3 separate regions of the Mus musculus genome follow, and regions 1 and 2 are each linked to region 3. A link is a loop called in an ENCODE intact Hi-C map of the cell type or tissue named here. Cell type or tissue: left cerebral cortex. All regions are shown on one strand. Each heading gives the region's core, and the rest is flanking DNA. Links, peaks and the distances in the headings are about the cores only.

The links. Peaks named below come from ENCODE experiments on the same cell type or tissue, not always from the same donor. Only the 100,000 strongest peaks of a DNase experiment are listed, where the experiment ranks them.
Region 1: a loop joins it to region 3, with 2.9 times the contacts of the local background. A loop is called at or near these places in 4 of 42 quality-filtered maps.
Region 2: it touches region 3 in a loop (5-fold over the local background); 3 of 42 quality-filtered maps call a loop at or near these places.

Annotation. Positions count from the first base shown.
Region 1 is chr7:123,975,828-123,986,179 of GRCm38, reverse strand. It overlaps Hs3st4 (heparan sulfate (glucosamine) 3-O-sulfotransferase 4), which reads right to left and starts at 3,352. Exons shown (of 2, transcript NM_001252072.2): 1 at 2,287-3,352. The coding sequence starts at 2,999. Gm26974 (a long non-coding RNA gene) reads left to right here and starts at 2,726. Exons shown (of 4, transcript XR_003946874.1): 1 at 2,726-2,855; 2 at 6,659-6,726; 3 at 7,307-7,418. In left cerebral cortex, for the core only: no CTCF peak of the experiment used is centred there; DNase peaks (open chromatin) are centred at 2,794, 3,474, 3,894, 4,473 and 2 more places; H3K4me3 peaks cover 2,835 bases; H3K27ac peaks cover 1,209 bases.
Region 2 is chr7:124,114,455-124,124,806 of GRCm38, reverse strand. The region is part of intron 1 of Hs3st4 (heparan sulfate (glucosamine) 3-O-sulfotransferase 4); the gene reads right to left. Among named protein-coding and RNA genes, the nearest start is that of Gm25759, 27 kb to the left of the region's middle. In left cerebral cortex, for the core only: no CTCF peak of the experiment used is centred there; DNase peaks (open chromatin) are centred at 1,978 and 5,648.
Region 3 is chr7:123,518,100-123,528,451 of GRCm38, reverse strand. No RefSeq gene overlaps it. Among named protein-coding and RNA genes, the nearest start is that of Zkscan2, 23 kb to the right of the region's middle. In left cerebral cortex, for the core only: a CTCF peak has its summit at 4,072 (motif pointing left); a DNase peak (open chromatin) is centred at 4,047.

The DNA of each region.
Region 1 (10,352 bases), core at 1,360-9,359, 460 kb before region 3:
TCCCTTCTTCCTACATGGGAGAGAGGCTCAGGGCAGGCATGAAAAGACAAGACTAATGAAGTCTCACAAATGTCTTCAAAGCACAGCTGTGAGGCTGGGAAGCTCACCAGTGATTCCCCAGGAGCTTCCAGGAGTCTTTCCATCAGCCATGTTTCAGTGGCTAATGGAGCCTGTGTTGTTAGATGGTCACACACTTCCATGAGGCTTGCTCTTAAAGAGAGTCTCTGCCTTACTTCCAATCAGCATCACTCAGTCTTGCATCTCTATATGGCAAGAGAATAAGGGCCAGGGGTTGAGGACCAAGAGATACCAAATGGTTCTCATACCTGGGCCCAAGCTGACCTTGCCCTAGGCATACCATTTGTGTTTAGCAGCTCTACTAAGGGCTAACAAATACCAAGCCACACATGCCACAAATGTTGGCTGGGATCAGGAGGCTGGAATTATCTCTACACCGCACACCTTCGGTAGCCATGACCGTGAGGTAGCTTATGTATCTCATCTTGGCATCACTGTAAAAGAACCTAAGAAATCTATCATCTCTTTCCTTTCATTTAGAAAACTCTCCTGGCCCCAAGATAGGGACTTCCTCGTTCAAGCATTCCCGTGAACTTTATTGGTCATCCAAATAAATCACTTCTTTCTGTAGCCCCACTGCAGCAAAGCCACCCAAAACACATGCTGCAAGATTTGATCTTTATTCCTCTCTTAAAGGGCATCTGACACTTCCCACAAGATGCGCAGCTTTAAAATTAGAACCAGGAGGGGGGATGCCTGCTTCCCCTCCGATGGCTAAAGCTACCCCACAGAAAAAATCAGGACATTCCTGTAGCTCACCAGCAAACAGCTGAACCCTTCCCAGACATCTTCCCCTGTCTTTATTTTGCTGTTGTTGCATTAATCATCCTAACACCTTTTTAATTATAATCACAAACTGGAAGCCATGGCTTGTGATGTTATAAATAAGGATTTTTTTCCAGTTAAATTAGGCACTTGCTGTTTTATGTTTTGATAGGAAGGGACTGTTTGAAGCCTCCTAAAATATCCCAATTAGTTCTTGCTGTTGAAACAGACAAGACATTAACAGACACACTCCCTGTCTCAGTGTGATGTGCTGGAATGTTTATGGCTCGGTGTACTTCTCTGCAGCTTTTAAGGCACAAGACAATTTTTTTCAAAAGTGGGAGAAAACAGTCACAACACACATGCTTATTACGTATTCCCAAAATAATGGCCCAAACTTTTCCCAGGCTGTAATCTAAACCCAGGAAGCATGTCTCTTCCACAGGAAAGCAACCCTGTCACAGGACATTTTACCTATTGGCTCTGTGGAACTGATAGCATCGCTTCAGCGGACAAGGGCTCTGTTTCTGTTTGACAGTTGCAATTAATTATTGAAATGTGATCGAGATGGGGCCACCCGTCCAGATCTGTTATCCAGAAAGATATGAAGAGGGAGGAAAGAGGAGGGACAAGAGAGAAAGGGGCTTGCATTCTGAGCATGTGCACGCACCAATGTTGTTTTAATGTCGGGGCTGGCAAGAAAGACAGATAATCGCTATCTGACCTGCACTTAACTTTCTCCTGCTCCTTTCCTCCCTCGCAGTTCCAACACCTGATGGTGTCCTGTCAGAAAGAGGTATATAACTCCCAGCAGAAGTAACTCCAGTCTGTCTCCAAGGATGCTCAAATTAGAAGGATCTCTGCACAGGGCACAGACATACTTATAGCACCAACTGGTATCTAGACACCTAGGCTCCTGATACTAAATCAACCCAGTGTTCATTCAGCCAAGAGGAACATAAAGTTACAGAGGTAGGAAATAGCCAAAGCGCCTACACCGTCTTTTTTTTTTTTTTTTAACTGTTCATTTTGCTCTGACCTTAAAACACTGAAGTTGGATTCCAGCCACACAAACGCTTTTGAGGGCGCTTTAGATTGATTCCTGGGGATCTCAAAGCTCGTCGTCAATTTAGCTCTCCTGTCTCATTCCTCCGCTTGTTCTCAACTAGAAGCCCAGCGCCCTGTATTGGCCTGGATTGGGAAACACCCCACAGACAGGCGGGAGAGCTGGGGATTCCCAGATTTGAAGCCTGGTAGTTCTCCAAGGCACCTGCTCCTCCCCTTTCCCAGAAATAAAGTGATCTTTTAGCTGGAGTCCTGTTCTCTCATCTGTACCGGGACTCTGCGCAAACAGGCCAGGGCTCCCACTGCCCTCCCCTGGATGCTCTGGCTATGGGCTCTCGGGACCCCTTATGCGTCTGGCACTCCGCAGCAGCCTCCTACCTGTACCATTCCAGCCCCTTCTCGTAGTTCCTGTCGAAGAAGTGCGGCTCTACGCCCACTGCCCTTACGTCCGGGTGGACTCGGATAGCCTCCAGCAGCGCGCGTGTCCCTCCTTTCTTGACCCCGATGATCAGTGCCTGGGGCAGCTTCTTCTCCCCATAATCAGGGGTGCTGGCGGGGCCCCGTTCCGCACTCCCGTTGGCCGCCCTCCGGCCTTCCAGCTCCTCGGCTGCGCCTGGCTCCTGCGCCCCGCGCCCCAACAGCGCGTCCTGCTCTGTGACCGCGTCTCCGGGGGCAGGCGGGCTCCTGGGCCAGGCGTCCCGAGCACCGCCGCCGCTCGCCAGTCCCCAGCCGTCGGCCGCAGGAGTCGTGAAGCGCTCGGGGGGCTCGGGCGGTGGCCCGCGGCTCGCGTTGTCCGGCGGCGGCGAGGAGGCGCCGGGGCGCACGCGGGGAGGCGGCAGCGAGGGAGACAGCAGGCTCGGCGGGGGCTCCGCGGCGGATCCCGGGGGCTCCTGCAGCGCCAGCGGGAACTGCAGCGAACCCGAGCCGCCCAGCAGGCTGTAGCACAGGTAGGTGACGGACAGGGACAGGGTGCACATGAAGAGCAGCTTGCGCGCCGGCGGCCCCTTAGTGGAGGCGCCGGGCAGCAGCGGCGGCGCGGCGAGCGGCGGCGGCGGCGGCGGAGGCGGAGGCGGTGCGGGCCACCGGGCCATCGCGGCTCCCGGCTCGCGGCGGCGGCGGCCCCCGGCGCTGCCCGGACATGGTTTCAGCCGCCGCCCCCGCCGCCGCCGCCGCCGCCGCCCAGCCGCCCCGGCTGCATGGAGCGACGCCGCTGCGCCCCCGGCCCTGGCTGCCGTCCCGCTGCGCCGGGGACAAGCCCGGACGCATGGCCCCCTCCCCTCGCGAGCCCCCGCCGCCCCCCTCAACCTCAGGCCAGGAGCCCGAGGGGGGCGCCTAGTCGCGGCGGCACCTGCTCCGTGCGCAGCGCCCCGCTCTCCCCGCGCTGCCGCGGCTACCGCTCCCGCAGCCCCGAGTTCCTTCCCTGCTGCTAACTTTCTGCCGGGAGAGAGGACCGGCGCCGAGGGGCGGAGGCGAGGGGGCCGGGCGCGCGCCCGCCGCCGCCCGGGGAAGGAGGGGTGCGCCTCGCGCGTGCCTGCGGAGGGGGTGCGCGAGAGCGGAGGCGTGCGCCAAGGCTGGGGCGCCCGGGAGAGCGGAGATCCCGGCCCCCGCCAGCCGCCGCCAAGCGCGCGCGGAGGACCTCGCCCCGCCCTAGCGCTGCGCTCCCACGGGAGTCGGAGGTGTCCGCGCTCGCCAGCGTTCGCTCCAGACTCTTGGAGGGAATTGTAACCCAGAGCTGGCCTGGACCGTCCTGCGCTGGAGAAGCTGAGATCCTAGCAGTGACAAGTTCCCCCAGGTCTCCTCCGATGGGACTCTGAGAAAACTCAGCCCATTTCTGACTGTCTCTTCCCTAGCTTTCTCCTGCCTTGCTTTCTGATGCAGTTCTTTCCCCACCCCAACTTCCACCTCCCCAGCCTTATCTTTGAGGCTCCTGATGGGTGGAGCTTTGACACAGACCCCAAGGTTTCCCAGACTAGAAGCTTTTGCCCCTGCCTTTTCACCCAGAGACTGTACTTTCTGCTGGGAGATGGCGCTGTCCCCTACCGGGTCCCTTTAACCACAGGTGCACCCACCTGTGCCCTGTGGGAGGCACTGCGGGCTAAGGGAGCTTGGGGTTCCCTGAGCTGACACAGACTGGGGTCCTCATCCCTCCAAACACCAAATAAGCAGAGGGATGTCTGCGTGTCACTTCACTGAATATTTTAGGTGCCTGTGCTTAGCAGAGAGATTTCCATCCCTCCTCTCACTCGGTGGTATTAAAGGCTTTGCGAGATTCTAAAGTGGACTGGTTTGTTGTAGCCTTTAGCGCAGGAGAAGGGGAAGATGGAACCTAGAACTGGGGGAGCGTCCATCTAGGGAGGCTCTCAGGAGCCCTTCTTCGTGAGTACTGGCACTGGCTCTAATGTGCTCTACCCTGCTAGGCACAGTTAGCTGGTTACCCAGACTATCAGCTTTCTCCCTCTTCTGCTGCAGAGGCTGGCTTCTCCTGTTCTATTTGATCTCATAATGGGAACAATAGTTGAAAGAAAATGTATATAATGTCTAAATATTAACAAGATACCTAGTGCCAAAGAGAGGAAAAATGTTAATCAAATATGACGAAGACCGGGGACTTTTCCCTGGGTGAACAAAAGCTCGCTGCTGCTCTCAGCTGGACATGAGTCTTCCACACCGCAGCTTCGGTTCAGATAAAGATTATTCCTTTATAATACATTTTTTATGGTACACAGGAGACTCTGAAATACGGAGTCTGGTGTCCTGTAAATCACCCCCTGTAACTAGCGATGCTTTTCTTCAACCACCACACAACTCCATTACTGTAATGTTAATGGGAAGGACCAGCTGAAGCTGACAGAAATGCCACTTCATCCAGCCCTCCTTCAACTCCAAGTGCAGCTGTCAGATAGGAAGTTCGGTGTCTGCTAATGTTGCCACTGCCTCGGGTTGGACTTCTTTTGCTAGCTAGGGCACTAGGATGCTGAAGCCAGAGCCTTGCTGCTCTTGACCCCCAGTTCTCAGACTCTCTCGGTTCTCGGCAGTCAAAACAGACCTGCCCTGTATGCAGTTCTCACTAAAGATGTGTTCTCAGACTTGGGAAACAAATTTTTTTCATAAAATGGTGTTAAAATGTAGCCCAGAAAGGGCAAGCTGATAGTAGATATCTGGCAGGCAGCAGGAAGAAGGGAAAATGTTTAAATCGACTCCAAATGGTTGAAAACTGCAGACTTTCCCTGGAGGATCAGTCTACTTACTGATTCTGAATACCCAACTCTCTTAGTTGGAGTTTCCACTGCTGTGAAGACACACCATAACCAAGGCAACTCTTACAAAGGACAACATTTAATTGGGGCTGGCTTATAGGTTCAGAGGGTCAGTCTATTATCATAAATGTGGGAGCACGGCAGCGTCCAGGCATACATAGGGCTAGAGGAGCAGAAAGTTCTACATTTTGATCCAAAGGCAGACAGAAGACTGGCTCCCACGTGGCTAGGGGGAAGGTCTTAAGGCCTACCCCCACTGAGACACACTCCCTCCAACAAGGCCACACCTACTCCAACAAGGAGACACCTCCTAATAGTACCACTCCCTGAGCCAAGCACATACAAACCACAACTAAGCCTGAAAACTCAGATCTAGAACTCAGGCCTTCCAGAAGAGCCTACAGGCTCTGTGTTTTCCCCTGTCCATCTGGGTTGTGCCTGCACATTTATGACTCTTATCTGAGAAATCTTGTCAGGAAGATTTCTCAGGATCCCTTTTCTTTCTGATACCTAAAAGAATGACATCAAAACAAACAAACAAACAATGAATGACATCTTATTGGTCAAACACCATGTCCAAGAAGTGATGGGGAAGAGGCATGCATTCTCTCTCTCTCTCTCTCTCTCTCTCTCTCTCTCTCTCTCTCTCTCTCTCTCTCTCTGTGTGTGTGTGTGTGTGTGTGTGTGTGTGTGTGTGTGTGTGTTCTGTTTCTTAGAGAGAAACTCTGTGCAATCTATACTGAGGTAGTTGCATGCTTCTCTATATAAAAGGGGTCCCTGAGAACATGTCCTTAAGAAACTTAGAATAAAAAGATGCTATGTAGAGAGAATGCCAACTCCAAGCTGCAATGCCCACTGGGTCTGGAGAGGAGAAGTAGGATTGTGTTTTGTTTCCACTGCCAACATCCGTGCTCACTCAGGCCTATCTGAGTTTTCACAGCTTTCTCCCAACGCATCTCCAGGCCTCCCAACACCTCATTTCTATTCATCCTAGGCAGCAATAGCAAGTGGATCAATGCCCCTGAGGAATGCTTCTCGCCTCTGTTAATGCCCTTTTTGGATCTTTCCCTAACTAATAAACTTCAACCTCTTTCCTTTGGAAGTCTCACCTTTCATGCACCCCACAGCCCTGCCTGATAAGTGTGGTCTCAATTTCTATGATGATACTGTATTATGCTTTTGCATCTTCAGGTGACAGAATCAAGACACACCTTACTAGTAACCTTAGTTACTAGTTAATAGCTTCCGAGCAGATTTTTTTTTTGCATACTTTCTATGTAGTTAAATAAAGAATGATAAGAGTCACCTGAATTTTTTTTTAAGGATTGAATTGAATTAGCTAACATATGCAAAAGATACCTGGCTGTGTGCCTGATGTGTGGTGGCCAGCAATAATTAGTTGGATCTAAATTTTGGCTCAGAACCTGCCTGCTTCTTTTCCTATTAAAATGTTGTCCCTGAAAAATGTATGCATGCCCTTGCTTCTATCCCAGTCCACAGAGTTCACTGAAGTGTAACTTCCTAAACTGCTGAGAACATGACAGCTGTGACTCAAAGCCTGGTGAGTAGACACTATCTCTGAGTCACTTGAACTGTGGTTTTCTGGACATTTTAAAAAGAAAAATACCAGAAGGATTTGGGGGAGGGGTAGTTGTTTAATTGAAGAGATTTTTTTTTTAAGTAAGCAGCAATAGTCAGGAGAATGTCTAATAGTCATTATTCTCCAGACACTGTCCACCCTCCTTGTGGGAACATGGAAGGGATGTGATTTTCTGGATTCCTTCCAGAACATGTGGCCATGGAATGTTCTAGCTACTGAAACACAGCCTGATCAGAAGGAAGGACATCCCTTCTAGGTAGAAGCTCAGAGACACAGTCCTATAGGCAACTGTGGAAGAAGCAGATGGAGCTCCTTCAGAAGAATACAGACCCAGTGACATGCATACAACCAAGGCATAATCCTGCATGAGTCTTAACATGAAAGACGTAGGGCTTGCTTGTTATAGCAGCACAACCCAGACTGTCTGACTGATTACAGTCCACATACTCATTTTGATTTGACTTTCATTGGCTCTAGCTCAGGAGGACTCTAGCTTGTCATACCTAGAGAAACCTGCTCATATGTGCTTATTGCCACACAGCCAAGACACAGAGCCAGCCTATATGTCCCGCAGCAGATGAAGAGATAAAGAAATCTGATGAATGAAACCACGACATTTTTCAGAAATATTGATGGAGCAGCAGGTCATCATGGTGAGTAAAATAAGCCAGAAAGATGGTATCACACCTTTCTCATCACAACCTATAGTGTGTTTGTGCAACTGCATGTGTGTGTCTCTGCACATGACATGGAAGGGGTAGGGTGTGCCAAGGACCAGTCTCAGATTGGAGAGGGCTTTGAAGAGAAGGGGTGCCTGGGAGTTGCAAAAACAATTGACTGGAAGTCAAACCGTGGGTCCCAGAGCTGGAAGTCAAACCATGGATCCCAGCTGGCGGTCTATATGCTACAGCTTTCCAGACTGGCATTTACTCTACTCAGTTCTGCTTTCTCTGGAGATCTCCAGACACAGAAACTAACTCTCTCTCTCTCTCTCTCTCTCTCTCTCTCTTCTCTCTCTCTCCCTCTCTCTCCCTCCCTCTCTCCCTCTCTCTCCCTCCCTCCCCCCTCCCTCTTCTCTCTCTCCCTCTCTCTCCCTCCCTCTCTCCCTCTCTCTCTCCCTCCCCCCTCTCCCTCTCTCTGTCTCTCTCTCTGCTCTACTCGAGAAAACTCTCCAAAGTGTTTTTTGCAATTCTAAAAAATTCTCTGGATAGCTCATCTCTTGCATACCATAAGCCAAGTCTCTTATTTTACATATCAACCCAGTCATTTACTCCAGGTTCTGTTTTGGTTATTCTATGACACAGCATCCCATGACCCAGCCCCTTGATTCTTTCTGACAAGCGGGCTCATACTGCAGCTGCTTTTGTTCTTTTTGATTCATGAAGCCATTCACACAATTCATATTGCTTCTTTATATTCTGCAGAGTTGAGAAATTATATATTTTTGACCTCATGTTTTTAGAGTTCTTTCCCACAGCCTTAAGGGCTGTCCTGAAGGTCCCAATATTTAGCATTTTGTGTGACATTAGACACACCTTCATCTCCCAGACAGTGCTATCTCTGATTATCTCAGAGTCATTGACACTGACAGGAAGGGTATTTCTTGAAGGAGGAACATAAAAATATGTACAGCATTACACAAACAAGCCTTATGCCCACAGCAGTCTTGGACCCTGTTGGCCCTGTTCCATGGGTGGGAACCATGTCCTTCCACACCTACCAAGGCCATGCTGAACCGGGCAGGGGTGTTGTCAGAAAGAGCAAAGGAATTACCAGGAAGGGCAGTTGGAGCACAAAAGAGAGTAAAACAAACTAAATATGGACAAAGGACAGATATACGTATATGAAATTTAATAGTGGATCTCATTGTTTTACACACTAAATACACACTAATAAATACAATAATAGAAATAAATAAAATAAGATAAGAATAGAACCAACAAACAAATATCAAATAAATATATGTAATAGAATAAAAGGAATAAAATTTTTAAAATTGACAAAATCCTAAGGAGCTTCATTCTTCAAATATTAGAATTCTGTTGTACAAATTTGGTTTTAAGTTTCCAAGCAATATAGAAGAACACTTTCCTCAAACACAGCACATAATGAAGATGCACATCTGGAAAATTCTGAAGGGAAACTGGATAGACTTTCCAGCCAAACTAAAATGATGAAGGCAGGACATAAGACACTGTTAGGCAAGAAGCAGAAGATCAATAACATTATATTGATGACCAGGGACAGTAGGACCCAACTCTGGAAAAGAACTGAGAAATCAGGAGCTGCTTTGAGCTAAAAGTCTCATGTGGCAAAATCTGGGGAAGAGAATTAACCAATGCTTATCAGAAAGATAATTGGCTCAATAGCACATCTCGAAACAGAATAAACATGGAGATCAAGTCATGGGCTTGAGAATGCTAGGGCCAAAGTGTGTTGGTTAGGGTTTCCATCATTGTGAGATACACACCCCTGACAAGAGCAACTTGGGGAGGAGGGGTTTATTTCATCTTACAGCTTGTAGTCCATCCATCAAGGGAAGTCAGTCGAAGCAGGAACTCAAACAGGGCTGGAACCTGGAGACAGGAGTTGATGTAGAGGCCATGGAGAAATGTCACATACTGGCTTGTCCTCATGGCTTGCCCAGCCTGCTTTCTAACAGCACTCAGGACCACCAGCCCAGGGGTGGGGCCATCAATAGACTGGGCTCTACCCCATCAATCATTAATCAAGAAAATGTGCCACGGGCTTGTCCACAAACCAATCTGATGGGGATATTTTCTCAATTGAGGGTGCCTCTTCCAAAATGACTCCAGCTCATGTCAAGTCCACATAAAAACTAGCCAGCACAGGAAGTCAGGAAGTCATATCTGTATCCCCTAAGGATATAAATATTCCTGTACTTTTTTCTACATGCAAATGAGAACACTCCTGTGTGTTTATTTACGATTTACTTATGACTATGAAGTGCACCATAGTCCTCTCCTTCCCTTGTCCTGGGGGTGGGGTGGGGGTGGGGTGGGGTGGGGAGACTGGGTCTTTAAAAGAGAGTTATTGTTAAATGAGGACAAATAGGCAGGCTGCTAACACCATAAGACTGTGGTTCTCTAGTGGTTCTATAAGAAGAAAAAGATAACTCCCTTTCTATTTCTCCCTCCTTCCCTCCTCCTTCTTTCCCCCTTCCTCTATTCTCCTTCCGTTCCCTTCCCTCTCCCAACACACGTTTTTCATGTGAAAGAACTACAGGAAAGTGGCTGTCTACAGGCTAGCAGAGTCTTCACTCACTGCTGCTCTGGTTTCAGACTTCTAATCTGCCCAGCTGTCTGCCAAGCATCACACAGTGGGTTTTGCGAGGCATGCTAGACTAACTGAGACATTTATCTTTCATGCCTTGTATGCTTTATGCCTTTAATTTGTTTATTCTCTATTTACTTCTTTGGAGATAGTCCCACTCTCCTCCTTCAGGCTAATCCTCTTACCCCAGCCTCCCTCCCGAGGGCTGGGATTACAGGTGTGTGCACGTGTGTGCACCACAGTGCTCAGCTGCTAGTTTGCATTTTTATAAGTTTACTACTCCCTTGTTGCCA
Region 2 (10,352 bases), core at 1,246-9,245, 600 kb before region 3:
AGCCTTTGGTGGCTCACCTCCTGACACAGTCCCTCCTCTCTCCTAGTTTCTCTACCTACACATTCAACTCTATACACTATACCACAAGTCACACATAGTATGTGTTTGTGACAGTTAGTCTTAATTGCCAACTTAACAGACTCTAGAAGCACCTGGAAGATGGGCCCTGGGCATGTTTGTAGGGAATTACCATGATTATGTTAATTGATGTGGGGAGATCCATCTTCTGGATGAAGATGAGTGAGGGATCCTGGACTGTATAAAAATCTTACCCGGGCACTTGAATGCATCCTCTCTGCTTCCTGTCTCTGGGCACAGTGTGCCATGCTGCTTTAAGCCCCTTCACCCTTGGCTTCCCCTCCATGATGAACTGTAACCTAATCTGTGCACTAGAATAAACCATTTCTCCTTTAAATTACTTCCTTTGATGATCTTTACTGATATGATTTTAACGTGTCAATAAAAGTAACTAAGGCGCTATCATTTATTTATATGCTTACAATGATAGAATAGATGGAAGTTGCTTGGACTTTGAGACAACTTTATTTTCCTTTTATTCAGAGTTTCATTCATGGACCTGATGTGTTTTGACTCCTTTTATGATGTTTCTGAAATGTAACCAGGGCAGGATAAGGTCTTGTTTGGTGCTGAACAGTATGACATTGGATTAACACATCACCACAATTCACCAGTACTGGACAGAAGATTGCTTCATTTAACAACCTTTCATTATCTTTTTAGGCCTCAATGTCAAGAGTTTCTCTAGGTTAGTAGTTTTTGGTGAGTCTATTGGGGTCCCCTGAAATAAAGAAAACCTTCTAAAGTAACAAACACCACAGCTTTCTAATTCAGAGAGTTTGAAACAAAAAGTCAAAAAAATCTACACTTTTAGCAAAATCCCAGTTGCTACATTGGGGACTGATTTGCTCACTCAGATGCTCGCCCTGAAATCTGACTTGTGTGGATAGATGATGAGGTGACCAGGCAGACCTTCTGTCTCTGTGATACAATCCTTCGCATAAACAGGCCAAAAGAGGAAAGAAACATTTTGTCCCAGATACTCAGAAGTCGCAGTGGAGGACAGTAGATACGTCTATTCTGGATTTGAGGTGGCATCAAGGGTAACACCAAGATGGTGACAGCATAGGACAAAGGCTACTCGCCCCAAGGTAGACAGGAAATATATTAAGAAGAAGGCACCTGGGACCAGGTATAATCTTTGAAGGCCTCCTAGTGGCCTACTTCCTCCAACTAGCCCCACCTTCTGACATTTCTTGTGTCTGCCAAACAAAATTCCATCAACTGGGAACCAAAACTTCAACCCAGGAGGCTGTGGAGGCTGCATCATAACCAAAACATGCCATGGGGTTTAACAAAAGAACAGGGTTGTTGAAGGCTTATGGGCTCATTGTAGGGACTAGGTTCATGCTCTCCATTGTCAGCATGTGCTTGTCCTTTCTGCACTGGAGTTTGCCACACAACTGGGTTGTTGTGAAGCTGTGCATGTGCCTCAGGTTCTGTCTGTTGCATTCATGTTCACTTTGCTTTCTGTCTTCCACCAGAAGTCAGGCACTTCCTAGAACCACACTTTTGGCTCTAGAAGGAAAAATAAATCGTTTCTCAGGCCAGAAGGTGATGGCACATAGTTAAATCCCAGCACTCAGGAGGCAGAGGCAAGTAGATCTCAGGGCCAGCCTGGTCTGTAGATCAAGATCTAGGACTCATAGGACTACATGGAGAAACCCTGTCTAAAAAAAATCTAAAATAGATAAACAGATAGACAGACAGACTGATTTTTTTTCTCTATAAATTATCCAGTCTTGGACATTTTCTTTATAGCACAGAAAAGAGACGAGAAAGCAGTTGGTGCTGATGTGGCTGGACCAGGAACTACTCTGTTGTTTCAGGCTCCATGCTAGAGAGGAAGTATATTTTACAAAGGATAAACACACAGAGCTTTATGAAACACCACCCACTGAATCATTTTGCCAGGGAGCTAAACTAGAAATTTTAGGTGCTCCATTCTCTAAACTCTCACCCACTCTGTAGAAGCATTTTTTTTCAAAGTTGCTTCTTAGTCTTCCCCACTAGGAAATAAGCTTTGCCATGCTTATCAGACCCAGCACACAGCATCCTGGGAAGGCTGTAAAGAGTGGGTGGATGGTTGGCTGGTGTCTGAACTCCTCTGCAGCACCCTGACCCTGGGCATGGAAAAGGCTTGGGTCTGTGAGGAAAGAACTAAAAGTCCTTCTACAAACAGGATGTGCTTGGTGACTCTATTTATTAATTCCTCACATTATAAGCTATTTTGTTCCCCAGCCATCCTCTCCTCACTCTCCCCATGGGATTTGCATGACAGAATCGCAAGCCCACCAGAATGTTCTTCCACTCTGAGACACACACTCAGTCTTGCTCCATTTGCTCAGTGTCTGTGCCATAGACATCACTTTTTCCGGCTCACGTGCTAATGGTTACAACAGTGGTGGCAATAGCTTTGAATGGCTTGAGCATTCTTCTAAAGTCTCTACACAGAGCCACTCCTTTACCTGTCACTGTGTTCCAAGTCATGGCTGTGACTCTCATCATTTAACAGATAAAGGTACAGAACTTACACCGTGTGTAATAAAATCCAGATCAGACCAACACCCAGGGCCAACCTTCCTCTCTTTCTGGAGCCAGTCAATAGCTGTTGTTTTCTTTCTTCACACGCAGCAGGATTCCTACTTCAGGGGAAATTCAACCTCAGCATTGTTTCTATTGATTCTGCTGAAATTATTCCCGAGGATCCCACATTATGAAGGCAGAAACATACAGAGAATTATTTGAACAACACATTTTATTTCCTAGAGGAAACTAGTTTGGTTCAGTGGCTCAAATCTTCAACAGGAAGGCTGTTAAGGAGGGCTGAAAATAAACATGAAATTTAATTTGGAAACATATTTCCTGGCTCCCCTCTGTCAATCAGATATCTATTTGGTGCATGCCTGCATCTAATGACTGTGAACTTTAACTAAGCAGAGGCCTTCCACAGCCAGTCAGGATCACTGCACTGCAGGCCATTCACATGCAGGAGTTGTTGCCTCCCTGCATCTTATTCTTTGTTTGGGGAGCTATGGAGAGAGAGAGTCTTTGCTGCAGATTGTGCTATGAGACAAGATGAATGATCATCAAAATACAGTCTGGAAAATTTAAAAATATGGATAAAGAAAAGATATTAATATCCTTTCTAAGGTAATCAGTACTTTTTGTTTGGCAAAAAAAAAATTGCCCACTGTTTATGGTTTATGCAAATAATATATGTTAATTCCAAGGCTGCACAGTCTATAGCCTTGCATACAAGTATTTGTGGAAAATACATACCAATACATTTTAAACCTCTTCCTCATATAAACACAAGAGATTTCATAAATATACAGCACCTTGTTCTTAAAAACATTTATTATAATTTTATGCAATGCAAATCACATTAGAATAAATTATTTCTCGCTAAAATGGCCAAGTCAGCAAAATTACAGGGAGCTATAAAGTCTCAGCTATTGTGTGCCCTTCAGTTACATCAAAGTGAGGTGACACACTTCTGGATGACACCTGGGGATGCTGGTAGCCAGTGGGGCCCCAGGCTGGACACTCAGACCAGGGATCCTCTGTGCCAATGGCCTTCTGATCTCACTTTTGCAGCAAACTTTTCCAGTCAATCGATAAGGAAGAGCTCTAGCCACGATATTTTTTAAAGTGTGACAATCAGCCTGATGACTAAGGGACATCATTTTTAAGCTCTAATATGGAAAACTGTATATAACTAAAGAGTCATAAATACTCTAACCATAACCTCCCTCATGTGTTATCATGTCTCAAGAGTGTCACTGAACACCCACTGTGTGCCAGGTCTGATTCTTCATAAAGATGGAGCAATGGACATGATAGACAAAGCCCATGTCCTTGTGGGATTTACTCTCAAGGGGAATAGACAATAAGCACACAAATAGCGACAAGATTGAAACTCAGAGAGTGTCAAGTGATGTGCCTGCCACAGGTGAACTGCAGGACAGTCGTCTTTGATAGGCAGTTAGAGAGTGATTTGCTTGAAGTAAAACCTAAAGGAGAGACACAGCTCAGTGTATACAGGTAAGAGGCAAGGCGGACAAAACACAGCAAAGCCAAAGGCTTTGAATGAATGAATGGTCATGGTGGTGTTTGGGTGGCAGAAACACAGAGAGAGGAAGGAGGACAGCTGTAAGCCAGGTTGGCTGGTGTCCTGGAAGCCACAGGGATAGAATTTAGCTTTTATTACAAATGGATGGGGAGTCACTGTTTAAACAAGACATATTGGGAGGTGTCACTGTATGAACAATGCTTTAGAAAGTAAAATGGGAACCCATCTAGAAAGTCATCACTACTCTGGCTAAGAGATGAAGGCAGGCTTCACTGGCTACTAGGCAGCAGATCTACAAACAGAAAGCTCCATTCCAGCATTGAAAACTAAGAGACGGACCTTGTTGACAGATTGAAGGTTGAAAGGAAAAGAAAGAAGAAAACAGGGAGACATGACACGTTCCTGTAGTCCTAGTATGTGGCTCTAGTCCTAGTATGTGGCTGTAGTCCTAATATGTGGCTGTAGTCCTAGAACTCATGAAGCTTAGGCAGGAGAATCTCAATTGAGGAACAGTGAGGGCTACATAAAGACTTCAAAACTAATCAGGGTGGAATGAGTAGAACGGAGGAGTCTGACTTAACAGTTTCATTTCATTGTTTTATGCCAGCAGGTAAAGGAGTCAGGTTCCATTTCCTAAGGAAATAGACATCCCCCAGCAGCCATTTCTAACACTAACATTTCTATATGGAAAGGCCTTACATCTCACTGACATTTTAAGGATGAACTCAGAGAAGTGGTTAGAAGGTCAGAGGTGCACATCTGGGGCATTTAAAAGAAAAACCATGTAGGTCAGTGTGTTGATCCGCTAGAGTCTATATGTGGTGTATCACTGTTACTTCGAAAAGTTCCCCTGAAGAATCACCCAACAATCTGTCTTTCTAGAACATTCAATTCCTTTGAACATAGCAATCACTTGTGACTGCTTTAATGAACAATGTCAATGTGTAAACCATTTTACAAACCATGTTCAAATTCACCTTAGGTCTGTTTCTGAAACATGCAATTTTCAGCCCTTAATTCATAAAATTTATATTAGGGCAGAGGGAGAGGAAAATCTGTGGTTTGAACTTCTCACTAAAATTATGCTGAAATGTAATTCCTATTGGACATACAGAAAAACCTCACCAAGCTATGAGAATTGGAAGCACAGCCACGAGGGGTGACCAGGATTAGATGGAGCTACCCTGTGATTGTATCGGCTTTTATACAATCTTTTTTATATAAGATTTTATATTAGAGCAAGCTTTCAGACTCTGTCTAACCATGTAATGCTCTACACTGCCTTGGGACTCCTCAAAGCATCCTTGCCAGCAAGAAACTTCTCACCAGACGGGCTCCTCCGATCCAGACCTCTAGAACGATGAGCTGAATACAGTTTTACTCTTACAAGAATACATAGTCTGTGGTATTCAGTCATAACAACAGAAAACGATGGGAAGGTGATTCTTCCACCCCCAGAGCAGAGACGCTGCACGCACACAACACGGGCAAGCGGAGACACATGATACCACCGTTGGAGATACTTCAAGCAAGGAATCTTCATAGAGGTGACAACTTGTGCAGAAGCCGAGAAGACGGGAGAGGGTGAAGTGAGAAAGAAAAGCAGTGCAGTTGTGAGCCGTGCCCTGAGTGAAGATTCGCAACGGCTTTGGTTGTGTTTTCAGCTAACAGTTTTTCTCAGTGTTCTAAGCAGTAAGGGAATAACTTTATTTCCTCAACTGAGCCCCCCTTCCCTGAGGGAAGCTCAACTAAGAGTATCGTGAATACTCCTGCCTCTGTCCACTCTATAAATGTCCCAAGGAAAACATTGATTTTCCTGGCTGCCAAATTTAGGGGAAATGTCCTCTTCAAAGCAAGCTGTCTACAGAATAGAGATCTTCTCTGGTCCTTTAGTCAGGCTCTCATGAGGACAAGCTTATCCCAACTAAGTGTCCGCTGCGCCTAAGCAGGTGATTCAATCAGATATGCTATGTTCGTACAGTGAACCTTAGTCCCCTTGGTCAGCTGTAAAGATGGCATGTGAGCCTCCATCAATCTTCCACTCCTTGATCTTCATTCAGAATTCTGGCAAAAATCAAAAGAGTGGTATTCATGGCCCACCTGCTCAATGTTGGGAATTCAAAGGGGTGCATTCAAATTCATTTCACATCACTCTAATACTTTTTACCGAAACAAATCACCTACAAAACAGGAAACTGATGACCAGTATAGCATTAACTACTAGTTCCAGGTCACAAAGCTAGCTAGTAACAAAAAACATGAATCCAGGCTTCTAAGTCTGAAACTCGGCCAGAATAATGGTGGTACTAAGTGACAGCATCACACTTTCAACAACTTTCCTTGTTTCAGTAACTTTCACACAGGTGTATAGTTATTAGGAAATGAGGAAATTTGGGATGTAGCAGGCCAGATTCCCCTTAAGATAAATGTCTAGATTAAAAACAGTTTAAAGGCAGCATAGTTGATGCTTTTTATGCTAAGGACTAGGTTTTGATATTTTAAGTCCACCCCATACCTGCAGTAAAAAAGTGACTTACACCATAGTAAAACAACAGCAGCAACAACAACAACATGCTAGCGTTCTTTTTTTGTAAGGATCACATTTTAATGTCAATTTTTCTAGAATTTAATAGCAAAAGAAAAATCTTCCAAGGGCTATAGGGAGCTGTGCTTTGTTCCAACCTGTCAATAAGGACTGCAGCTGCCCCTGGCCCATATGCAGAAAGTGGGATGCAAATTATAGTCACTCTGTTCATTGTTTGGACCCAGGGCTTGAAGGGTCCAAGACTCATGCCTCATACCAAAGATGGGCTGATCTTGTCCTTTCTGAAGCAAGAAGTAAGCTCCATCTTAGAACTTTGGATGTGGCCCCACAGGTAACTTGCATGTCATCCCACAGGGAGATGGGGGAAAAGCCTGAGTTTGTGGCTACCTTGGATCCCACTGACTGTCCGACTCTGGGTTCTGGTGTCTTATTCCTGCTAGGTTGCCATTTTCTGGTTCCAGCCTCTTAGCAATTCTGGCTCTATCTCTTATTAACTCCCAGTTTATATGTGTTTGTTTGTTTGTTTGTTTGTTTGTCATGCTTTCCTTAGCTGAGCCTGTGTGATCTCTTCCTTCCACTTAATGACATGCCAACAAACGGGGCTTTTTGCTGGATGGAGGCAACCCAGCGGATCATCACTGTCGGGAAGATGGCATGTCCTGGGAGGTTTGAAAAGGGCAAGCTTGTCTTTGCTTTATAAAGAGATAACTCCTCTCGTGGGAATTATACAGCATGAAAGGTATTCCAATCACCTGAGAAGCCCCAGATACAATCATCCACTCTGCAGCCCCAGCCCTTTGGTCCCCATCTCACCTGTGTTCACTTTCTGGACAAGGCTTCCTGTCACTACCTCCTGGGCATTTTCCTTCCTTTTACTTCCTACTCTTGCAGGCTCATGTCCCTCTCTGGGTGCATTCAATCCATGCTCCTTATTTTAGCAAAGCTTTTGATATCCTTGCCACCTCACCCCTTGATACTCCTGCCAGGTGAAATGTCCTAACCTAGGCTGACCATACCATCCATTTTCTTTGTGTCATAGGCTGAACTATGTCTCCCTGAAATTCAGAGTTGAGGTTCACAAATACTTTAGAATGTGCTTGCACTGGGAGTCAGAAAGCTAAGAGGTAATGATGGATCCTAATATGGTATGGCTGCTATCCTCATTAAAAAGATGACACAGGGATACACACACGCACGCAGAGAGAGAGAGAGAGAGAGAGAGAGAGAGAGAGAGAGAGAGAGAGAGAGAGAGAGAGAGAGAGAGAGAGAGAAAGAAAGAGAGAGGAAAGAGGGTTTTCTATAAGCCAAGGATGGAAGCCCTTGGGAGAAATGAATCGGTCAACACATGGCTCTTGGCTTTCTAGCCTCCAGAATGGTAAAGCTGTGCATTCCCACAGCTGAAGCCACTCAATATGCAGTTCTTTGTTACATTGCTGCAGTACATATTCCCTGTAGCTACACAGTAGGATAGGTGGGGTAGGTGGCATCACTATGAATTCAGACTGCCAGCCCTCACTAGACCCTTGGTGCTGCCCAGGATGTGTACTGCTACTGTCCTGACAACCTATATATCCACTCTCCCCAATGACTATTTTTAACCTTCTATTGTCCCTTCATATCTCCAGATGCAACTGCATTCTGCTCCCCATTTCCTCTCAATGACATAATCACTCCATGTGAAGGCTACTGGGTGTCCCTTCAGCCTCCTACCTGTCACTCGTGTGCTCATTCCCACCTCCCCCAAATCTACCATCTTAAAACCTCTCCTCTAACTGAAGCCATTCCACCTCCATCAGGTTATTCCCAGAAGTGTTTAAAAAGTACTCAAGTCCCCTCTGGGTTATCTCAATATATCACTATAAAATAGGTAATATCTAAGATGCCCATAATGAGTGCCATTTACAAGTGCCAGACACATGCCTGGAATACCACAGACATGCATGATCTCACTTGAATTTCAATCACAAGGGCTTTTTGACATGCATATAAAGATAAGAGGATGTCATAGATTGCACAGGTAAAGAATAGGAAATAAGTATCATTCTTTTCCCAGTAGGTAGTAAAGGACTTTAAAATCTTTATTTTGATCCCTACACTCTGGCTCTCTGGTACAGGCTGTGTTGATGAGACCCCAAGAGAATAAAATAAATTCCTTGTCACATGAAAAGGCTGGAATAAGTTCTACAGCTCAGAATGGGTAATTCTGAGCTCTTCCAATGTTTTACATACAGGAATTGTCACTATAAATACAGGGCTTTTTCAGGTCTTCTTTACACACAGGACAAGAACATGCAGAAAAGGCAAATGCGACTGCTGTCTCAGGAGAGCGCACAGGGAGGTGGCTGCCCCTGGAGCATGACTGTGAACAAGCACACCTGTGATTGCAAACATTACAAAGGCGCCCCCAGTTCCTCAGGCCAGAGGCCATCATGAGAGAATCAGCTTCTGAAACCCCAGCCTTCATCACGAGAGTCAAGAGGCAGACACGTCAGGTCACAGCAGAATGCCCACCTCCTCCAGTTACTCACGCAGACAAGGGAGGTGGCATGCACAAGTCTGCCCATCAGCACATTGGCAGAGCCAGCTGAGCCCAGTTCCAGGTGTTCCGGGTGCCCTGGAGAAGAGCCAACACTGAATCTGAAGTGTCCCACACAGACTCACACTTTGAGCATCTCTTCTCTGGTAGATGGTACTATTTTGGCAATTTGCGGGTCAGGTAGGAGGTAGGGCCTGGCTGCAGAAAGTTGGTTGGTGGCAGGTTGGATCTGGGTGTGTGTCTTGTTCACTTGCGGTCATGCTCTCCCAGCATGTGACTAACCTCTGCACATGCTCCCACTTCAATGAAAGGATCTCTGCAGTTTCTTCCCTGCTGTGATGGGCACTGAGCCCTGGAACTGTGAGCCAAAATGGACCTTTCCCTCCTTAAGTGGATTCTGTCAGGTATTTTATCAATCACAAAACCACAAAAACACGAGCATAAATAATATGGGCAACATGTCAAGAGCTCATGATCACCACGATTCCATGTGCTTTGCTACTTCACCCCATTCTTGTCTCTTTTCCAAGTGAACTACATGTCATCTTACCCAAGTTTTCTGACGTTCTATACACTAATATGAATTTAATGGTTTTTGCACTTTTTAAAATAAGTAAGACAGCAGTAACCTTTGGAGAAATTCCTCTAAATCCATTAACCCAATAAATAAAATATATAATTGTTTAGAGGGAAATTGAAACAAAGTGGGGTAGTTTGACAAGCTATTGTATTTCCTGCCATTCATATTCCTTCTCCTTTCAGACAGACAAGCAGACATATCCTAGCAATGGGGTGACATACACACAAAGTCTTCCTTTGTCTATAAGAAACTGGAACTATTTTATTTTGAAAATCAAAGTCATGAGGGAAACCAAGAAGCAGAAAATACAGTTGTAAGGGTCCTCCTGAATAAAAAGAATCTTGTAGAATTAGGAGTCTATTCCTTAGGATGACACAAACTAAGTTGCATAATCCATCCTCGATACAACAAGGACTGGACTACAGTCATCCACTTACCCAGTCCCAAATGTCCAAGCTGATTTCTGAACCCATAAGTAACACCAATATAGCATAAGCCAATCTTTCAAAATATGAAATACCCTCAGACCTGGAATTGT
Region 3 (10,352 bases), core at 823-8,822:
CAGCCACCATCAGAGTCTCACCAGCCACCATCAGAGTCTCACCAGTCACCATCAGAGTCTCACCAGTCACCATCAGAGTCTCACCAGCCACCACCATCAGAGTCTCACCAGCCACCATCAGAGTCTCACCAGCCACCATCAGAGCCAGTTTATGCTCTTCCTTCCACCACGCTGGTCAACATTTTTAAAATCTGAAGAAGGTTGTCTAAACTAAATAGTTTTAGTTTGAATAAACTAAAAGAATTCAAAATCAATGGTCTGCAGGGTGCCATGGTGGGTAAAGGTGCTTGTCAAACAAGCCTGGTGACCTTGAATCCAATCCCCAGAGCCTGTCCTCCATGAAAAGGCATATGAAGAGAGCCAACTCTATAAAGCTGTCCTCTGACCTCCATGTGTTCTTCACCTTAGCATGTAAATATGTACACACACACATAGACTGTACTTTAAATATACCAAAGAGGAAGCAGGCAAAGAATATGAATAGTAAATTAACAGCAAAGGCATACAAATACCCCCCAAAAGGAGAAGATAAAAATAAAATATACATCTTTAAAGTATGTATGCATCATATGGTAGATTGAATAGGACTGGCCCCCCATAGACTCATATACTTGAATGCTTGTCATAGGGAGTGGCACTACTTGACAGGGATTAGGAGGTGTGGCCTTGTTGGAGGAAGTGTGTCACTGGGGGTGGGGTTTCTAATGCTCAAGCCAGGCCCAGTGTCTCTCTCTTCCTGTTGTCTATGGATATGGATATGGATATAGAACTTTCAACTCCTTCCCCAGCATCATCTCTGCCTGCGTGTCTCCATGCTTCCTGTCACGCTGGTAATGGACTAACCCTCTGAAACTGTAGGCAAGCCCCAAGTCAATGGCTTCCTTTATAAGGTCCTGGTCATGGTGTCTCTTCACAGCAATAGAACATTGACTAAGACACATCGTTTTGCATCAGACTTGTTTGCAAAATGTAAGTCAGGAAACACTAAGCATGGAAAAGAATATAAAGGAGAAAATGTATATTATATGATGCTCTCACAGAGCTGGTGACAATAATGTCAAAGACATCACCCAGGAATGCTACTTTTAAAGAAGGACCACACAGAAGCTTCTCAGGAACAAGGACACGTGCCTGAAGAAACCTCCTGTCAATAACAGGAAAAGGGAGGCACTTAAGTGACTGTTACCAAGGCGTGGGCACTTCACATGCCATCAGTTCTTATTGTATAACAGTGTTCTGCAGTTACGAGGAACAAATCAATTAGTGTACACCCTCATGGAGTCTCCAGCAGCAGACGTGATAGAAGAGAGCAAGTCTGCAGCATTCGATAGCAAAGGTGGCGCCAGCAGCTGAGATGAGCTGGAGGGTAGGTTCTAGGGCTAGAGAAGAGGGCCTCCATCTATAGCCTGAAGGGTCATGGCTGAACTGCCTCCATAGGTCTGCTTCTAAACTTGTTTCATTTCTTCCTGATTGTCTCCTTGCCAGTTTTCTGTCTCCCCCTATTCAGTTAGCCCATTTTCTGGTACTGCCACAGCGTACCTGAAGCTGGATGCTTATTAAGCAAAGAGGACTGTTTAGCTTTCAGTTTTGGAAGCTACAAGTCTAAAACTAAATAGCCCTGTGCTCTGATAGGAGCCCGGAGGCAGACAACATCACAGTCTTGGGCGTGTTTACAGGAACAGGAGATTATATGGTCAAATGGGAAGCTGGGCCAGGTTTGCTCTTTGCTAACAACTGGCTGTTATGTAACTAACCCACTCCACAAGATGAGCCCCAATCCCTTCCAGGAGTGGCGCCCCAAGGCCCAGCCACCTCCCACTAGGCTCCACCTCTAGGGCTTCCATGCTCCTCAATACTGCATGAGGGATCATCAAACCTTCAGCACACTGTGTAAGTCCTCTAGGAGGGCATACTCCAACCACAACCAAACTATCACCTTCAACCTTCAAGGCCCTTGTCTCCTCAAGTCCCCTCCCTCTACCCTCCCCCTCCCTCTTTATCTCTCTAACTCTCCCTAGAACCAATCTAGATTCCTGAGCTTCACAGACATGATAAATCCCCTGACATTTAAGTAAAATTTCATATTTATGAGCATTTTTATGGGGAATGGGTCAATGTTTTTCATCTCTGAGTTGCTCGGAGAGTTCAGTGTTCCATCAAAAAATTAAAATTAAAGGGAAAAATCTGTCAGAGAACATAACCTTGATGCAGTTTCCTGGGCCTATCATGTTTCAAAAATAGTTATTTCTTATAAAAAAGACATAAAGGGGGAGAAATGTAAAGGGGATTGTTCTGACCCTGTCCACTCACCCTGTGCCCTGGGAGGAAATGCCCTGCCTTGGAAAACGTAAACATCACCATCCTTCTCGGGCCGCCAGGCCTCTCATCCATCACCACAGGCATGCTCTGGGCAGCAGCAGCAGCAGCAGCAGCCAGCTTCCTTTCCTGCCGTTCGTGACCCCCTCTTTATCAGATGTCAGGGTCTTACCGGGGCCAGCTCATTGACAAGAAGGGAGATTTTTCCTAAAGGAAGCCTGCGCACCATCACTGGAGGGGAGGTTACCAGGAATCACCAGTTCTGTGAAGGATGGTCCAGCACAGCGCCCAAGCCCACATGCGTCTGGCCACTGTCACCGTGTTCCTCCAGAGCTAGGTCTGTAACTAGACTTGTGGGACTCCTTAAATCCTCTAGGGAGATCACAGATGCTCTGTGGAGACAAGTGAGATGGGAGCAATCAGTGCACGTACCTGGGGTCAGCCCAGGGTCAGGCAGGCAGCTCTGCTGCTGACACTGAACGACTTGCCCATGTGCCTATCAGTTAGTTTCTGCACATCTGCACTGGCCTCTATCAGATAGCTAAGTTACTTCTGCTCTGCTCTAAGTGTCTCTCCACAGGCACACTTGCGTGGCCAGCACCAGCCTACAAGCCTATTTCAAATCCCTGCTTGCATTTCACCTGCTAATATACCATCAGCCAAAGCAAGTTACAGGGCCAGCCCCAAGTCAAGGGCAGGCGTTGATGTCTCACCCACAGTGAGAGGGCATAACACGGTGCACTGAGGCCAGCTTCTGCCTATTATCAATTTTGCAGCCTTAAGGATGCCTTTTGAATAACAGACACCTTCTCATTGTCTGACTGGTGAATACATTTTAAATGAGGTAAAACACAGCTTCTATAAACCATTCCAAGAGCCCCTGTGGAGTAAAACTGAGGTGTCTCAGCCAGCCTGGCAGATAACTGTGGAGGGACAGAAATTCAGCGGAGACCAGTAGACCCTGGTCTATATTGGAAATGCCACCTATCTGAGCCCAGCCCAAATTCTAGAATCAAAAGCTCATTAAAATGCTAGTTTGTTCCTTACAGTCTCGATGTCTTTCATAAGCAGAGCTGTGATGTAGTTCCATTCAACAAACAATTATTAAAGTGCTCACTTCTCACCAGGAGGCTTATCCTCGGCGGATGACACAGAATGGAGACATGATCTGGGAAACGGTTCTGACTTTAGGAGTTTACCTTCTGGGTTAACCACCTTCTTTTTTCAGTTATAAAGTTTAATCTCTTAAGACTGGAGAAAAGTAACAGTAGTGTACAGTCTCTGCCCTGGCTTCCTTTCAAATCGAGATATAGAGTATTGAAAGGAGTTAATTTTAAAAAGGGGTGGGGGGTTCAGAGTTAAGGTCTGTGACTTAAGATCTCACACAGGTAAAAGAATGAGCCACGTGACGTCTGAGGGAGCAGCCTTCCAGTGTGAGAAAACCTCACAGCTAAGCTCCTGGGAGTGGGCTGCAGCCCATAGAATATAAGACCAAAGCCTGAGAGGAGAAAGGGAAGCCAGACTGGGTGAGGACCAAGAACCCACATGGAGTCTTTTATGGGTCCGTGTAGAGTTCTAATTTTCTGACTCTGTTGCTGTACATCTTTCAAGAAGGTAAATTTACATGCAGAGACCCCAAGCAGGCAGCAGTCCAGAGCTGCTTTCGCTGATTCTGTTATCAGCAGACAGCAACGTTGGTGGAATTTGTTGGAAAGAGCTGCCATTTTTGGGCACAGGCTGCCCTCTGCTGTTATGTTTTGGATTAGCACCCACAGACTCACTGTCCCAGTCAGGAGGTTATAAGATCATCCACGGCAAACTCAAAACCCTGAGAGACAGCATTCTCCAAACACGATCACTGCCACCTGTATGTTACCTTTTGAAGTTTGTGGGGACATTTTGTGGTGCTAGGGCCTGAACCAGGGCCTTCTACATACTAAGCCAGAGTTCTACCCCTGAGCCATACCCCTAACCCCTAAGACTTTGTATTGTTACTAGCTCCCAGTAAAACTGAGGAGTTTCAGAGATTTCTCACAACACCCACCTCTATGATAATCTTCATAGAGGATTGGATTGTCATCATGGATTTAAAGTCACATAGCAAACAAAATTCCTGGGGCTTGCTGCCCAGTTAGACTTCTTCATCAATGAGTTCAGAGTTCAATGACATGCCTCTCTCTCTCCCTCAAAAAAAAAAAAAAAAAAAAAAAAAGGCTGGCCTGATGGTGCATTCCCATAATCCTGGCACTTGGGAGATGAAGGCAAGAGGACAAGAGGATTAGGAGTTTGAGGCCAGCCTTAGCTGCAGAGGGAGTTTGAGGTCAGCCTAGGCCTTGCTTAAGGAAAAAAACAGCTTCAAAAAAGCAAACAACAACAAAAGAACTGTGGGGAGATTTGGAAGACGCCTGTGCTGGTTATTCTCCTGTTGCTGTGAGAAAACACCATCCAGAAGCAACTTACAAAAGGATGTTTATCTAGATTTGTGTCTCTGCGTAGGTCATCTGTTCTCCTTGGGTTTGCTGACACTAGAATAGAAGTGGGAACAGCAGGCTGCAGGCACGGCTGCAGGGGTGGGCAGCTGAGAGCTCACATCTTGAACCACAAGCTTGAAGCAAAGAGAGCAAACTGGAAGTGACAAGACATTAATCTACTAAATCCTGCCCCAGTGACACACTTCCTTCACCAAAGCCACACCTCCTAAACATCCGAACTGGGGGATCAAGTATTGAAATGCCTGAGCCTGGGGACATGTCTCACTCAAATCAGTATGACACCATCCATCTCTGACCTGCATAAGCATGCTAATGCCTGTGCACTTGTACACACAGACACAGAGACACTCACACACAGATACAAATGCACACACAGAGACACAGAGACACACAGATACAAACACATACAGACACATACACAGATACAGAGAGAGAGACAGACACAGACAGAGAGATACAAATACACACCCAGATACACACACATAAACACACACAAAGAGAGACACAAATACACACACAGACAGACACACACAAAGAAATACTCACACACAGATACAAATACACACAGACAAAGAGACACACACAGATACAAACACACACAGACACAGAGATACACACACACTCACACACAGATACACACACACTCACACACAGATACAAATACACACATAGACAGCCACAGACACACACCACACACAGATACAAATACACACACACACAGACAAACACATACACAGATACAAATACACAAAGATACAGACACACACACACACACCTCCACAGTTTTGCCGGGAATCTGAGCAGGAATTATACTGTGTGTTCCAGCTAGATGACATTCCACAAAATGCAAAACATAGCACAGTGTGGTGGTGCATTCCTGTAATCCCAGCACTTGGGAGGCTGAAGGAAGCAGATTGCAAATCTGAGGACAGTCTCGGTTAAAAAAAAACAAAAAAAAAACAAAAAAAAAAAAAAACAGTCACTCATTTGTTCATTAGCACCTTCAGATGGAGCTGTGTGGGCATCACAGGCCTATTTTGCAGAAGGAAAAACTGAGGCTGAGGGATACTACAGAGCATGCACTTTGCCTCCTTGACCAATGCAGGGGGGGAAATCACAGTAAGAGTCAGAACCTTGTAACCTCTGCTCAAGTGCAAATAAATCACAGGGTGAATGGACGGCTTGCTCCACAAATTTGAAATGGCAAATCCAAAATTAAAGCTTAGCATGCATCCATCAAAGGAGCCTCACAGTTTGTCCTGCCCACCCTGGGTCTCCACATAGCCCATGAGCGACTTTGGTTTCGGGTGCGAAGGCTTCACAGCCATCGGCAGTGGGATGGAGAAGCACACAGGGGATCCTCGATGGCGGGCGGCTGTCACACTGGATGTATTTGGGTAATATTCTTAATTTGATCCACGCTTCCCTGCTGAGTGTTTCCTGCTCCCCCTCCATCCTCCGCGTTTTTCAGACGGCAGAAATGTTCTATGGCCACGGCCTAGAATGAGTTTGTTTGAGCGGAAAATCCGTGAGGAAAGAACATGGACCCTCTGCTCTGTAGCCGGAAACTTCTCCTAAAACTCGGAGGAACTCAGGTGAGAGAAAGCCTCTGAGCCAGCCCAGGCGGCCAGGGGACAGGGCAGGCCTTAATGGGCCTGAGCATCTATCTGCCTTGGGCACAGACCACAAAACCTACATAACCACTAGATGGTGACCCACACTGGTGACGCGCTGTGCCCTTCTGCCTTTGGAGACAGTAGAGCCCCGTAGGACTGGGGGAAGAAAAACGTGGATTCTGACAGACCGCACAGGTGAGTGCCAGCTCCCACGGGTAAACATCCACCTCTTAGGATGCCCACATGCCCCACTGACCCTCGGTGGAGCAACAGTGGAAAACAGAACCCCCGAGGTCAGTTTGGGAAGCTAGAAGATGAAAGAGACACCATACTTACTACTTGTGGAAAGTACAAATAGTCCAACAAGCAGCCGGGAGGAGGTCTTGATAGCGCCTTTTATCCAGGGTGAACGTGACTTAAGATAAACCCCTTCATCTCCTTTAGGACGAAGGAAACATCTATGTGGTTTAGCAAGATCCATGAACCAGGCAGGGACTGAAGCCTCTCTTGGAACTTTACCCTGAAACAAGCCACCAGAGGGACAAGTGGACCCCTCTTTATTTGCAGCCCCATCCCTACTCTGAAGAAGGTGGAACTGAGGGAGTTTTTACCTGATATAGCCCAAGCTGGTATATTGAACTTGTAGCAGGTTTCCTGCCTCCACCTCCCAAGTATAGCAGACTACAAGCCAATGCCACTGAGCCCAGCAGTAAACTATCTTTTTCCCTATAAACTGGTTGCTGGTGAATCTGAAAGCAATATTAAATGTTCACACTCACAATTAAAAGCCAGAAATCTGAGACAGGGAAAGAAGACATTAGGGAAATGGAAGAAAGGAGGGGCTTAGAGCCCAGCACATCAAAAGCAAAGGAGACACGTTGAAGAGGACTTTTGAAGATGCAGCCATGTTGGATAGTGTGAAGTTCCATTGCTTTCTGTGTCAACCCACTTCCCATCACTGTGACAAAACCTGAGGAAATCAATGAACATAAAGGTTTATCCTGGCTTCTGGTTCTAGAGGTTTGGGTTCACAGTCACTTAGTCTTTAGGTTTGGGGCTTGTGGTGAGAGAACATCTGGAAAGAGCTCATAGCATAGGAGGCCTGTTGACCTCATGGGGAGTGAGAAGCAGAGAAAAGAAAGGAAAGACCATTCCCCCTTTGAGGACACACTCAGAGTGACCTCACTTCCTGCCATTAAGCCCCACCTCTGAGAGATGCTACAAACTTGGGACAAGCCATTAGCCACAGCTCTCTGTGTGGTCCATATGCAAGCCATGATTCTTCCCCTCAAGATCCTCCATGAGGTCCACACTGTCCGCAGATACTTAGGGAAGAGGGTTTCCCTTTTCAGGGTGTGTGAAGAAATACCGAGTCCTGCTGTAGATGATCAGGAGATGGAAAAATGGGGGAGAGCAAGTTAATATGAATGTTACAGAAGACTCTGTGAAGACACCTCAAAAATGAAAATAAAACTAATTGCATATTCTAAAATCCCCCTACTACATCCTCACCCAAGGATGTTATAAAGCAGAACAAAGAGACCCCACAGGTCTGTGTTTGCTGCAGTAACACCACTCACAGGAGACAAGATAGGAACCTAAGTGTCTGTCAACACACAGATGATAAATACAATAAGCTGTTGCAGGAACACGGTAGGTGGGGAGACTACCTTTACTTGAAAACTAGATGAGAATTTCACAAGGTAAAATGGCCATTTGAAAAGTAGAGAAGAAAAGGCAAACTCTTGCCATTGTGACTAATAGACACCATCCCCAAATAGTCATGGATCCTGTGAGCCACAGTGCTGTAGAGGGCACATTAAGTCCTAGGGAAACCAGTTGAACTGAATTTAGAAGAAACTAAGCAATGCACAAAAGAAGTGTGTGTGTGTGTGTGTGTGTGTGTGTGTGTGTGTGTGTGTAAGTGTATTTGTGTATACACATATACTGTGTGTGTGCATGTATGTGTGCATGTACTTTTGTGTGAGTGTATTTGTGTATACACATATAGTGTGCGCGTGTATGTGTGCATGTACTTGTGTGTGAGTGTATTTGTGTATACATACATATTGTGTGTGTACATTTGTGTATGTGCATATTGTGTATATACTGAAAATACAGCACAAGCCTCATTGCTCTTGTAAGATGAAGCTAACCAAAAGAAGAGAATGCTTGGGTTATAGCTTAGTGGTAAAGTGCTTATCTGGCACGAAAGAGGCTCTAGGTTCAATTCCCAGCTCTGGGAGAGTGGGGAGGAAGGAAGAAGCAAATATAATAAACAAAGAGGCACTGTAATCATGATGACAAGGGTGTGACCTCCACGAAGCACCAACATGTACATTCCAAACAGCCCTGGAACTTCTGATAAACAAAGTAACAGGAGACCTTAGGCAGCATGCAAGAAGGACGGGAAACCATTGTTTCATTGACTCAGCCTTTAAAGATCAGGTTGATAAACATAAGAAAACAAAGTATACAAACAATATAACAAATGAAGAAGTTAAGATTATGAACATGAGTCCAGCCCAAAAGCATATGCTAAGCCCCTAATCTGTGCCCGGCGTCAGTCAGGACGAAGGACTGCTGTCCCAATCACTGTCTCACAGGCAGAGCAAAACATCAATCTCTGCGCTGGCACAACTCAGAGCACAAAAAGGCAAAGACGCAGTTGCGGGCTAACGTGATGCCAGCCAGCTTCCCACTGCAAAGCCTCTGTGGCTCCTCCTGGGAGAAGCTCTGAGATCACGTAAATGCTCTGTTTATTATATATTTACTTACTGACTTTAACATTCACTTACGATTCTTGCCTGAAACAATTGTTGCTATGGTGACTGCCAAGTGTTGATTTTCTAAGTCCTTGGTGGCTTCTGGATTTACTAATTGAGATTCTACTATTAACAAAATGTTTCCTTTCTCCCATTTGTTTATTTTATCCATACATTTACTTAAATTTATATGAATTTGTGGGTTACTTTTATCTCTAGATTATAAAGCAGTATTATCAGTTTTTTTAGTGCTATATTTTTGCAGATTTGGCTGGGGGGGGGGGGTTAAGATATCTCCTGAATCATGCTGATATATGTCCCCATCATTGGGGAACTTTCTTTCTCCCAAGAACAAGACACTTCACACTCTTGTGGCCTTTCCCCATCCTCACCTTGGAGTCATCCATCTCTCCCAGAAAGCCTTGCTCCTTCTGCTGGGGATGGCAGAACCTGAGAAGTACAGGGCATGCTCATTGCTATGGGAATGCTTAGTGGCTTTTCACATTGCTGTAGCAAAGTGCCCAGTAGAAATAACCTGAGTAGGGGAAGGTTTGTCATGGCTCACAGTTTCATGGTCTGTCTGTCTGTCTGTCGAAGCCTGACACTCTGACACGATGTCTTGTCCTCGCGTTTACATCACGGCAGGTCAGAGACCAGGGAAGAAAGGGCCAGCTCTCTATTAGCTCTCTGTTTACTCCATTCAGGCTCTTCCATCAGTCACGGAATGTCCCACCCACACTCAGAGCACCCCCTCCCTCTACCAACCCTGGAAGCACCCTCACATTAGGGTCCTCAATGGGTCTTCTTACACAAGCCTATGAGATACCTTGTGAAGGCTTTCCCGGGATTATTTGTATAAGCAGCATTGGGGGGTGCAGGCAAGCTCTAGTGCATGCCGATCAAGTGCTCTCTTAGTTAGTTGAGGGAGCAACGGCCCTCCAGTGCCTCTTAAAAGAAAAGTTATGCTTAAACTCTTTTTCTCTATTTCCTATTTTCTTATGATTTTGGTATAGTCTGTAATCTACACTTTAATACTGTCATTTCCCAAAGATTTGGTGATGCTTATAAAAATATATATATACAAAAGGAAAACCTAGGGCTGGGGAATTAAGTCTATTGGTAAAGTGATTGCCTTGTAAACACAAAAACCTGAGTTTGATCCC